Linked DNA regions of Homo sapiens: region 1 is linked to region 2. A link is an interaction called in ENCODE POLR2A ChIA-PET data of the cell type or tissue named here. Cell type or tissue: OCI-LY7. All regions are shown on one strand. Each heading gives the region's core, and the rest is flanking DNA. Links, peaks and the distances in the headings are about the cores only.

What was found. Peaks named below come from ENCODE experiments on the same cell type or tissue, not always from the same donor. Only the 100,000 strongest peaks of a DNase experiment are listed, where the experiment ranks them.
Region 1: POLR2A ChIA-PET joins it to region 2 with 7 read pairs; 2 of 35 experiments call an interaction of 5 or more read pairs at or near these places.

The regions. Positions count from the first base shown.
Region 1 is chr19:19,140,377-19,144,969 of GRCh38, reverse strand. No RefSeq gene overlaps it. Among named protein-coding and RNA genes, the nearest start is that of TMEM161A, 4.2 kb to the right of the region's middle. In OCI-LY7, for the core only: no CTCF peak of the experiment used is centred there; no DNase peak of the experiment used is centred there; H3K4me3 peaks cover 440 bases; H3K27ac peaks cover 1,614 bases.
Region 2 is chr19:18,974,232-18,978,824 of GRCh38, reverse strand. No RefSeq gene overlaps it. Among named protein-coding and RNA genes, the nearest start is that of HOMER3, 35 kb to the right of the region's middle. RefSeq lists an enhancer at 91-735. In OCI-LY7, for the core only: no CTCF peak of the experiment used is centred there; no DNase peak of the experiment used is centred there.

The DNA.
Region 1 (4,593 bases), core at 365-4,364, 170 kb before region 2:
ATTTTTGTATTTTTAGTAGAGACGGGTTTCCCCATGTTGGTCAGGCTGGTCTCGAATTCCTGACCTCAGGTGGTCCGCCCTCCTGGGCCTCTCAAAGTTCTGGGATTACAGGTATGAGCCACCCAGCCTCGCCGACTGCTCATCTTTTGAATGGGTGTATCTCTTGAGCCCTTGACCCAGCAATTGATTCTACCCAGGGGACAAGAGAGCAGGGTGTTTATATACCCACTCCTGGGGTTGCAAACTGCCCCCACTCTGGCTTGTCCTGTGTGTGAAGACAGACTTGGGTGTCCTGAGGTCAGGGGTGCTCCCAGAAAATAGTTGAGGTGCAGCAGGGTCTATCTGGCCTCACGCACCCCAGGTGGTCTCAGTGGGATTTTTTTTTTTTTTTTAGTTGGGGCCTCACTATGTTGCCCAGGCTGCTCTCAAACTCCTGGGCTCAAGCAATCCTCTCACCTCGGCCTCCAGAGTAGCTGGACTACAGGTGCAAGCCACCATACATGGCATTCAGTGAGATCTTCATAATACTTAACATCTGACTTCTTGCCGGGTGCGGTGGCCAAAGCCTGTAATCCTAGCACTTTGGGAAGCCAAAGTGGATGGATGGCTTGGGCCCAGCAGTTTGAGACCAGCCTGGGCAACATACTGACACCCTGATCTCTACAAAAAATTTAAAAAGAAATTAGCTGGGCATGGCTGGCACATTCCTGTAGTCCCAGCTATTCAGGAGGCTGAGGTGGGAGAATTGCCTGAGCATAGGAAGTCGAGGCTGCAGCAAGCTGTGATTGAGCCATTGCACTCCACCGTGGGCAACAGAGCGAGACCCTATCTCAAAAATAACATCAAAAACAACGACAACATAAAAAACTGACTTCTAGCCGGGCACGGTGGCTCACACCTGTAATCCTAGCACTTTGGGGGGCCAAGGCGGGCAGATCACTTGAGGCCAGAAATTTGAGACCATCTCTACTAAAAATACAAAAATTAGCTGGGCCTCATGGCCCATGCCTGTAATCCCAGCTACTTGGGAGGCCGAGGCACGAGAATCACTTGAACTCAAGAGGTGGTGGTTGCAGTTAGCCGAGATCCAGATCGTGCCACTGCATTCCAGCCTGCACAACAGAGCAAGACTCCGTCTCAAAAAAAAAAAAAAAAAAAAAATTACTTCTTGCCTGTAATCCCAGTCCTTTGGGAGGCTGAGGAGGAAGGATGCCTTGAGCCCAGGAGTTGGAGGCTGCAGTGGGCTATTACCAGCCCACTACAATCCAGCCTGAGTGACAGAACAAGACATTGTCTCTAAAAATAACAGTAATAAAATTTAAAAGATCTGCCTCTGCCATGTTCTGCTCATCTCTTTGAAGCTTTTCCTCATCCTTAGAAGGAAGTTGGGCTCCTCAGCTGCCCTACCCTAGTCTGGCCTGGTCTCCTATCCCTGTCCCAGCCTCTCCAGTACCTTAGAAATATTTGCAGTACCAACATGTGACCCTACTGGTCTTTCCTGGAGCGCCTCCCTCAACCCCCAACTTGTCTCCTTTTTAAACTCCTTCCCACCCTCCAAGGCCCAGCTCTGCCTCTCTTCCTCCATGACGCCTTCTACACTGTCCCAAGCTGAGAAACACCTTTGTGAGTTGGAGTTCACAGATTTGGACAGGAAGACGGAAAACATGAGTGTTGAGATCAAGACTTACAAGATCCGCCTTGGCCGGGGACAGTGGCTCACCCCTGTAATCCAAATACTTTGAGAGGCTGAGGTGGGAGGATGGCCTAAGCCCAGGAGTTCAAGACTAGCTTGGGCAACATGGTGAATCCCATCTCTTAAAAAAAAAAAAAAATTAGCCAGGCGTGGCAGTGCACACCTCTAGTCCCAGCTTCTCAGGAGGCTGAGGTGGGAGAATCACCTGAGCCCGGGAAGTCAAGGCTGCAGTGAGCCATGATTGAGCCACTGCACTCCAGCCTGGGCAACAGAGCAAAAGACCCCGTCTCAAAGAGTAAAAAAACAAAAACAAAAACAGGCCGGGCATGGTGGCTCACACCTGTAATCCCAGCACTTTGGGAGGCTGAGGCAGGTGGATCACTTGAGGTCAGGAGTTCGAGACCAGCCTGACCAATGTGGTGAAACCTCGTCTCTATTAAAAATACGAAAATTAGCCGGGCATGGTAGTGTGTGCCTGTAGTCCCAGATACTCAGGAGGCTGAGGCAGGAGAATCACTTGAACCCGGGAAGTGGAGGTTGCAGTGAGCCGAAATCGCGCCACTGCACTCCAGCCTGGGCAACAGAGCAAGACTCTATCTCAAAAACCAAACAAACAAACAAACTCACCTGCTTTCCAATCACTCTGCCAAGATCCAAAGCTGAGCTGGTTGGCACAGCTCAGCCAGAATGGGCGGGGTACGTTGACTGACAATTTCAAAATCCTTTCTGTCACTCAGCGCCCCAGGGAGAGATTTCTTCAGTAAAACTGAGCACCTTGCATTTCACCCTTAGCGCACACAGTCCTAGACAAGATGATGGGCGGGACGCCTTTTAAGGGATAGGGAGACTGGACAAAGTATATAAGTGACAGAACCCGGAGGGGGCACTTGTTTATACGGCGGAGTATAGGATGCCATCTGCACCCCAGACCCCAGCTAAGGTTTGTCCTACGTCATCTTCGCCACCCTCATCCCCAGTGAGGTGGGGGCTTTGGGGCCCCAGTTTCCAGGATAGGGATATGGCATGATCAAAGTGTGTAAAAGCCCCTCCCCAGGCTCCCGTGGCAGGGGGCATTGGGAGCTGAGGGGAGGCAGTGCCCCCTGGAATGATCACTCTCTGTGTGTGCGTGGAGGCAAACCCACCAGGACTCCAGAACGGCTCGGAGGTGGAGGTGAAGGGAAGAGCGTGCCGTGGGTGACTGGAAGCTCCCATTTCATCCTCTGTGCTGTGGAAGCTTGTAGGGAATGAGACTTGGATGGGGTGAACTTGAAGCCTCTGCAGAGTGTCCAAGTGCGGCTAGAGATTTCGCTCACCCAACCCAGACTCAGGTCTTTTTTCTTTTTCTTTTCTACTTACTTATTTTTATTATTTTGTTTTGTTTTTGTTTTTTGTTTTGAGAGAGAGTCTCGCTCTGTCATGCAGGCTGGAGTGCAATGGCACGATCTCGGCTCACTGCAGCCTCTGCCTCCCAGGTTCAAGCGATTCTCCTGCCTCAGCCTCCTGAGTAGCTGGGACTACAGGCATGTGCCACCATGCTCAGCTAATTTTTTGTATCTTTAGTGGAGACGGGGTTTCACTATGTTGGCAAGGCTGGTCTCAAACTCCTGACCTCAGGTAATCCACCCACCTCGGTCTCCCAAAGTGCTGGGATTACAGGTGTGAGCCACCGCTCCTGGCCTAATTTTGTTTTTATTATTATTGGGTTTTTTTTTTTGTTTTTTTGTTCTGAGACAAAGTCTCACTCTGTTGCCCAGGCTGGAGTGCAGTGGCGGGATCTCGGCTCACTGCAGCTTCTGCCTCCCGGGTTCAAACGATTCTCGTCCTTCCCAAATAGCTCGGATTACAGGCGACTGCCACCACACCCGGCTAATTTTTGTATTTTCAGTAGAGATGGGGTTTCACCATGTTGGCCAGGCTGGTTTCAAACTCCTGACCTCAAGTGATCCTCCCACCTCAGCCTCCCAAAATGTTGGGATTACAGGCATGAGCCACTGCGCCTGGCCTATTTTTTTATTTTTGAGGCAGTGTCTTGCCCTATTGCCCAGGCTGTACTGCGGTGGTGCAATCATAGCTCTCTGCAGCCTTGATCTCATGGGTGCAAGCAATCCTGCCTCAGCCTCCCAAGTAACTGAGACTACAGGTGCACACCACCTTGCCCAGCTAGGCTGGAGTGCAGTGGCAAGATCTCAGCTTACTGCAACCTCTGCCTCCTGGGTTCAAGTGATTCTCCTGCCTCAGACTCCCCAGTAGCTGGGACTACTACTGGGACTACAGGCGTGAGCCACAACGCCTAGCTAATTTTTGTATTTTTAGTAGAAACCCAATAGGGTTTCACCATATTGGTCAGGATGGTCTTGATCTCTTGACCTTGTGATCCGCCCCCCTTAGCCTCCCAAAGTGCTGGGATTACAGGCGTGAGCCACTGTGCCCAGCCTGCCCAGCTAATTTTTGTATTTTTTGTATAGTCTGGGTTTCCCCATGTTGCCCAGGTTGGTCTGGAACTCCTGGGTTTAAGTGATCTTCCCACCTTGGCCTCCCAAAGTTCTCGGATGACAGGCATGAGCCACTGCACCCAGCCTCTTTTTTTTTCCTCGTCATGTTGCCAGGGCTGGAGTGCTGTGGCATGATCACGACTCACTGCAGCCTCAAATTCCTGGGCTCAAGCAATCTTCCCACCTCAGGCTCCTGAGTAGCTGGGACTTACAGGCTTGAGCCACCACGTTGGGCTAATTTAACTTTTTTTTTAATTTAATTTTTTTTTAGAGATGGGTGTTTTGCTGTGCTGCCCAGGCTGGTCTCAAAATTCTGGGTTCAAGCGATCCTCCAGCCTAAGCCTCCCAAGTAGCTGGGACTACAGGCATACGCCAAGCCACCATGCCTGGCTGGACTCAAGTCTTCAA
Region 2 (4,593 bases), core at 165-4,164:
CAGTCAATGTCTAATGGTTATTGTGAAACTTGTTAAACTTTAGCCACATAGTCAGCTGGGTTGCACAGATGACAGATCGAATCCCCCAGGCTTTGAAATCTGCCCCCACCCCCAACTCCCACATCTCCGAAGGGGGCCTTTTTTTTTTTTTTTTTTGAGACAAAGTCTTGCTCTGTCACCCAGACTGAAGTGCAGTGGTGCGATCTCGGCTCACTGCAACTGCAGCCTCAAGTGACTCTTCTGCCTCAGCCTTCCGAGTAACTGGGACTACAAGGCACATGCCACCAAGCCCGGCTAATTTTTGTATTTTTAGTAGAGAACGAGGTTTCACCATGTTGGCCAGGCTGGTCTCAAATTCCCAACCTCAAGTGATCCGCCCACTTCAGCCTCCCAAAGTGCTGGGATTACAGGTGTGAGCCACTGCACCCAACCAGAAGGGGGCCATTTTTGGTCTTCAAATCCAATGTGTCCACCTCTCAGGCCTTTTGCGGCTGAGGACCTCCCTGTCCGCAGGCCAGCCAAAGCAGATCTGTGACCCGGCTCGGGCTGTGGTGTTCTATGGATGGCTGATCAAGCAGCATCCTGCCCTAGGTTTATTTTGGTTGAGGGTAGCAGGCTTGGTCAGCACCTCAGGCCTGGCCCTGCCCAGGACCGTGAAACCCAAGGCCTCTAATGTGTGTCCTTGGTCTGCAGGTGTCTTGGGTGGCGCCCGAGGCTAGGAAGCTGGCCTGGGTTCAGCGGACAAAGGCCAAGGCAATCAGCTGAGGTCCTGCCACCGGAAGCTGTCACTATCTCAGAAATTCCCTGAGTGGCCGGGCGCGGTAACTCACGCCTGTAATCCCAGCACTTTGGGAGGCTGAGGCAGGCAGATCACTTGAGACCAGGAGTTCAAGACCAGCTTCGCCAATATGGTAAAACCCTGTCTCCACTAAAAATACGAAAATTAGCCAGGCATGGTGGCGGGCACCTGTAATCCCAGCTACTCCAGAGGCTGAGGCAGGAGAATCGCTTGAGCCCAGGAGACAGAGCTTGCAGTGAGCCAAGACCATACACTGCACTCCAGCTTGGGCGACAGAGCGAAACTCCATCTCAAAAAAAGAAAAAAAAGAAATTCCCTGAGTATGTATTGGAAAGTAACCCCGCCTCCTTCCCATCACCGGGCCTCTGGGTGCCTGTATCAGTAATGGCTCACAAGAGAAACAGAACCAACAGGAAATATACATATTACATATATAGAAAGAGATTTTCTCTAAAAAAAAAAAAAATTTTTTAAGATTTATTTTGTCTGGGCGTGGTGGTTTACGCCTGGAATCCTAGCACTTTGGGAGGCTGACATGGAAAGATTGCTTGAGCCCAGGAGTTTAAGATCCCATGTTTACAAAAAAGTTTTTAAAAAGTTTGGGCATGGTGGTGTGTGCCTGTGATCCCAGCCACTCCAGAGGCTGAGGTGGGTGGATCGTTTGAGCCCAGGAGGTCGAGGCTGCAGTGAGCCATGATCCCACCACCGCACTTCAGCCTGGGTGGCAGAGATCCTATCTCTCTCAAAAAAAAAAAAGATGTATTTTAAGGAATTGGGTCATGCAATCGTGGGGGCTGATAAACCCAAAATTCATAGGGCACTCTAGCAGGTTGGAAACAGGGAGGCTTTATTTGTTGCAAGCTTACGAATTCCTTTTTCCCTCTAGAAGCTGTTTTTGCTCTCTGAAGGACTTCAACTGATTAGATAAGAAGCATCGGCTGGGTGCAGTGGCTCACGCCTGTAACCCCAACACTTTGGGAGGCCGAGGCAGGAGGATCACCTGAGGTCAGGAGTTTCAGACCAGCCTGACCAACGTGGAGAAACCCCGTCTCTACTAAAAATGCAAAAATTATCCAGGCATGGTGGTGCATGCCTGTAATCCCAGCTACTCAGGAGGCTGAGGCAGGAGAATGTCTTGAACCCGGGAGGTGGAGGTTGCAGTTAGCCGAGATCACGCCATTGCACTCCAGCCTGGGCAAAAAGAGCGAAACTTGGTTTCAAAAAAAAAAAAAAGAAACATCAAGGTCATGGAGGATAAATTCCTTTACTTCAGGTCAGTTGATTGGAGGTGTTAACCACATCTGCAAGGCCGGGTGCAGTGGCTCAGCCTGTAATCCCAGCACTTTGGGAGGCTGAGGTGGGAGGATTACTTGAGTCCAGGAGTTCAAGATCAGCCTGGGCAACATAGTAAGACACCAATCTCCACCAAAAAAAAAATGTTTTTTAATTAAAAAAAAACTTTATTAAAAAAATGCAAGATGGAATGGATCAATTTTTTTTTTTTTTTTTTAGACGGAGTCTCACTCTGTCACCCAGACTGGAGTGCAAGGGCGCGATCTCGGCTCACTGCAACCACTGCCTCCCAGGTTCAAGCGATTCTCCTGCCTCAACGTTCTGAGTAGCTGGGACCACAGGCACGTGCCACCATGCCCGGCTGATTTTTGTGTATTTAGTAGAGACGGGTTTCGCCATTTTGGCCAGGCTGGTCTCAAACTTCTGACCTCAGGTGATCCACCCGCCTTGGCCTCCCAAAGTGCTGGGATTACATGCGTGAGCCACCATGCTCGGCTTAATATACGTTCCTACGCAGACTTGAGAATGTACATCTTTCATCTGTCCATCCCATTTGCAGATGGGGCTCAATTTCTGCAGCTTCCACCCTCCAAATGCCTTTGACATTCTTCTACGAGTTATAATTCTTCTCTGATTTGTTAAGATTTGACAACTCTCCCCCAAGGCATATGAAAAAGCATTAAAAACCTCACATGAATGAAGGAGAACCATTGAGCCCTGTCACGGATAATTTATTTCCTCTTGAGAATGTTCTTTTTTTTTTTTTTTTTTTTTTCTTGAGATGGAGTCTTGCTGTGTCACCAGGCTGGAGTGCAGTGGCACGATCTCGGCTCACCACAACCTCCACCTCCCGGGTTCAAGCGATTCTCCTGCCTCAGCCTCCCAAGTAGCTCGGACTACAGGCATGCACCACCACGCCTGGCTAATTTTTGTATTTTTAGTAGAGATGGGGTTTCTTCACATTGGTCAGGCTGGTCTCGAACTCCCGACCTCAGGTGATCTGCCTGCCTTGACCTCCCAAAGTGCTGGAATTACAAGTGTGAGCCACTGCAACAGGGCATTTTTTTTTTTTGACGGAGTCTTCCTCTGTTGCCCAGGCTGGAGTGCAGTGGCGCAATCTTGGCTCATTGCAACCTCCACCTCCGAAGTTCAAGCAGTTCTCCTGCCTCAGCCTCCCGAGTATCTGGGATTACAGGCATGTGCCACCACGCCCGGATAATTTTTTGTATTTTTAGTAGAGATGGGGTTTCGCCATGTTGGCCAGGCTATTCTCAAACTCCTGACCTCAAGTGATCTGCCCGCCTCGGCCTCCCAAAATGCTGGGATTACAGGTGTGAGCCACCGCACCCAGCGGAATGAAGGTCCCATTTCTGTCGGATACATTCACAGAAGTGGAGTTGCTGCAGTGTATGTGGTCTCCTATCTGCATGCATGGTGTCCTTTCCATCCCTTCCCTGTCCACATCATGGTGTGTCATGCAGACACAAATCTTTTTTTTTTTTTTTTTTTTTTTTTCAGACAAGGCTTTGCTCTGTCACCCAGGCTGGAGTGCAGTGGTGCAATCATGGCTCATTGCAACCTCAACCTCCTGGGCCCAACCAATCCTCCTACCTCAGCTTTCCAAGTAGCTGTGACCATAGGCATGAACATGGGTTCATGCCACATGCCTGGCTAATTTTTGAATTTTTATTCTTTGTAGAGATGGGGGCTCCCTATGTCACCCAGGCTGGTCTCAAACTCCTAGGCTCAAGCAATCCTCCCACCTTGGCCTCCCAAAGTGCTGGGATTACAGGCATGAGCTACCACACCCGGCCAGACACTAATTTAACCAGGCCTCTCAGGCTAGATCTGTGGGCTGCTTCCAACTTTTCCTGGTATGAGAAATATTCGGCCAGGCGCGGTGGCTCACGCCTGTAATCCCAGCACTTTGGGAGGCCGAGGTGGGCGGATCACGAGGTGAGCAGATCGAGACCATCCTGGCCAACATGGTGAAACCCTGTCTCTACTAAAAATACAAAAATTAGCTGTGCTGTGGTGGCACATGCCTGTAATCCCAGGTACTCGGGAGGCTGAGGCAGGAGAATCACTTGAACCAGGGAGTCAGAGGTTGCAGTGAGCCAAGATTGTGCCATAGCACTCCAGCCTGGGTGACAGAGCAAGACTCTATCTAAAAAAAAAAAAAAAAGAAAAAGATATATTCTCCAGGTCAGGTGTGGTGGCTCACACCTATAATCCAAGCACTTTAGAAGGCTGAAGTGGGCGGATCACTTGTGGTCAGGAGTTTGAGACCAACCTGGCCAACATGGTGAAACCCCCATCTCTACTAAAAATACAAAAATTGGCTGGGCGCAGTGGCTCACGCCTGTAATCCCAGCAGGCTGGGAGGCCAAGACAAGTGGATCACCTGAGGTCAGGAGTTCAAAACCAGCCTGGCCAACATGGTAAAACCCCATCTCTACTAAAAATACAAAAATTAGGCCGGACATGGTGGCTCACACCTG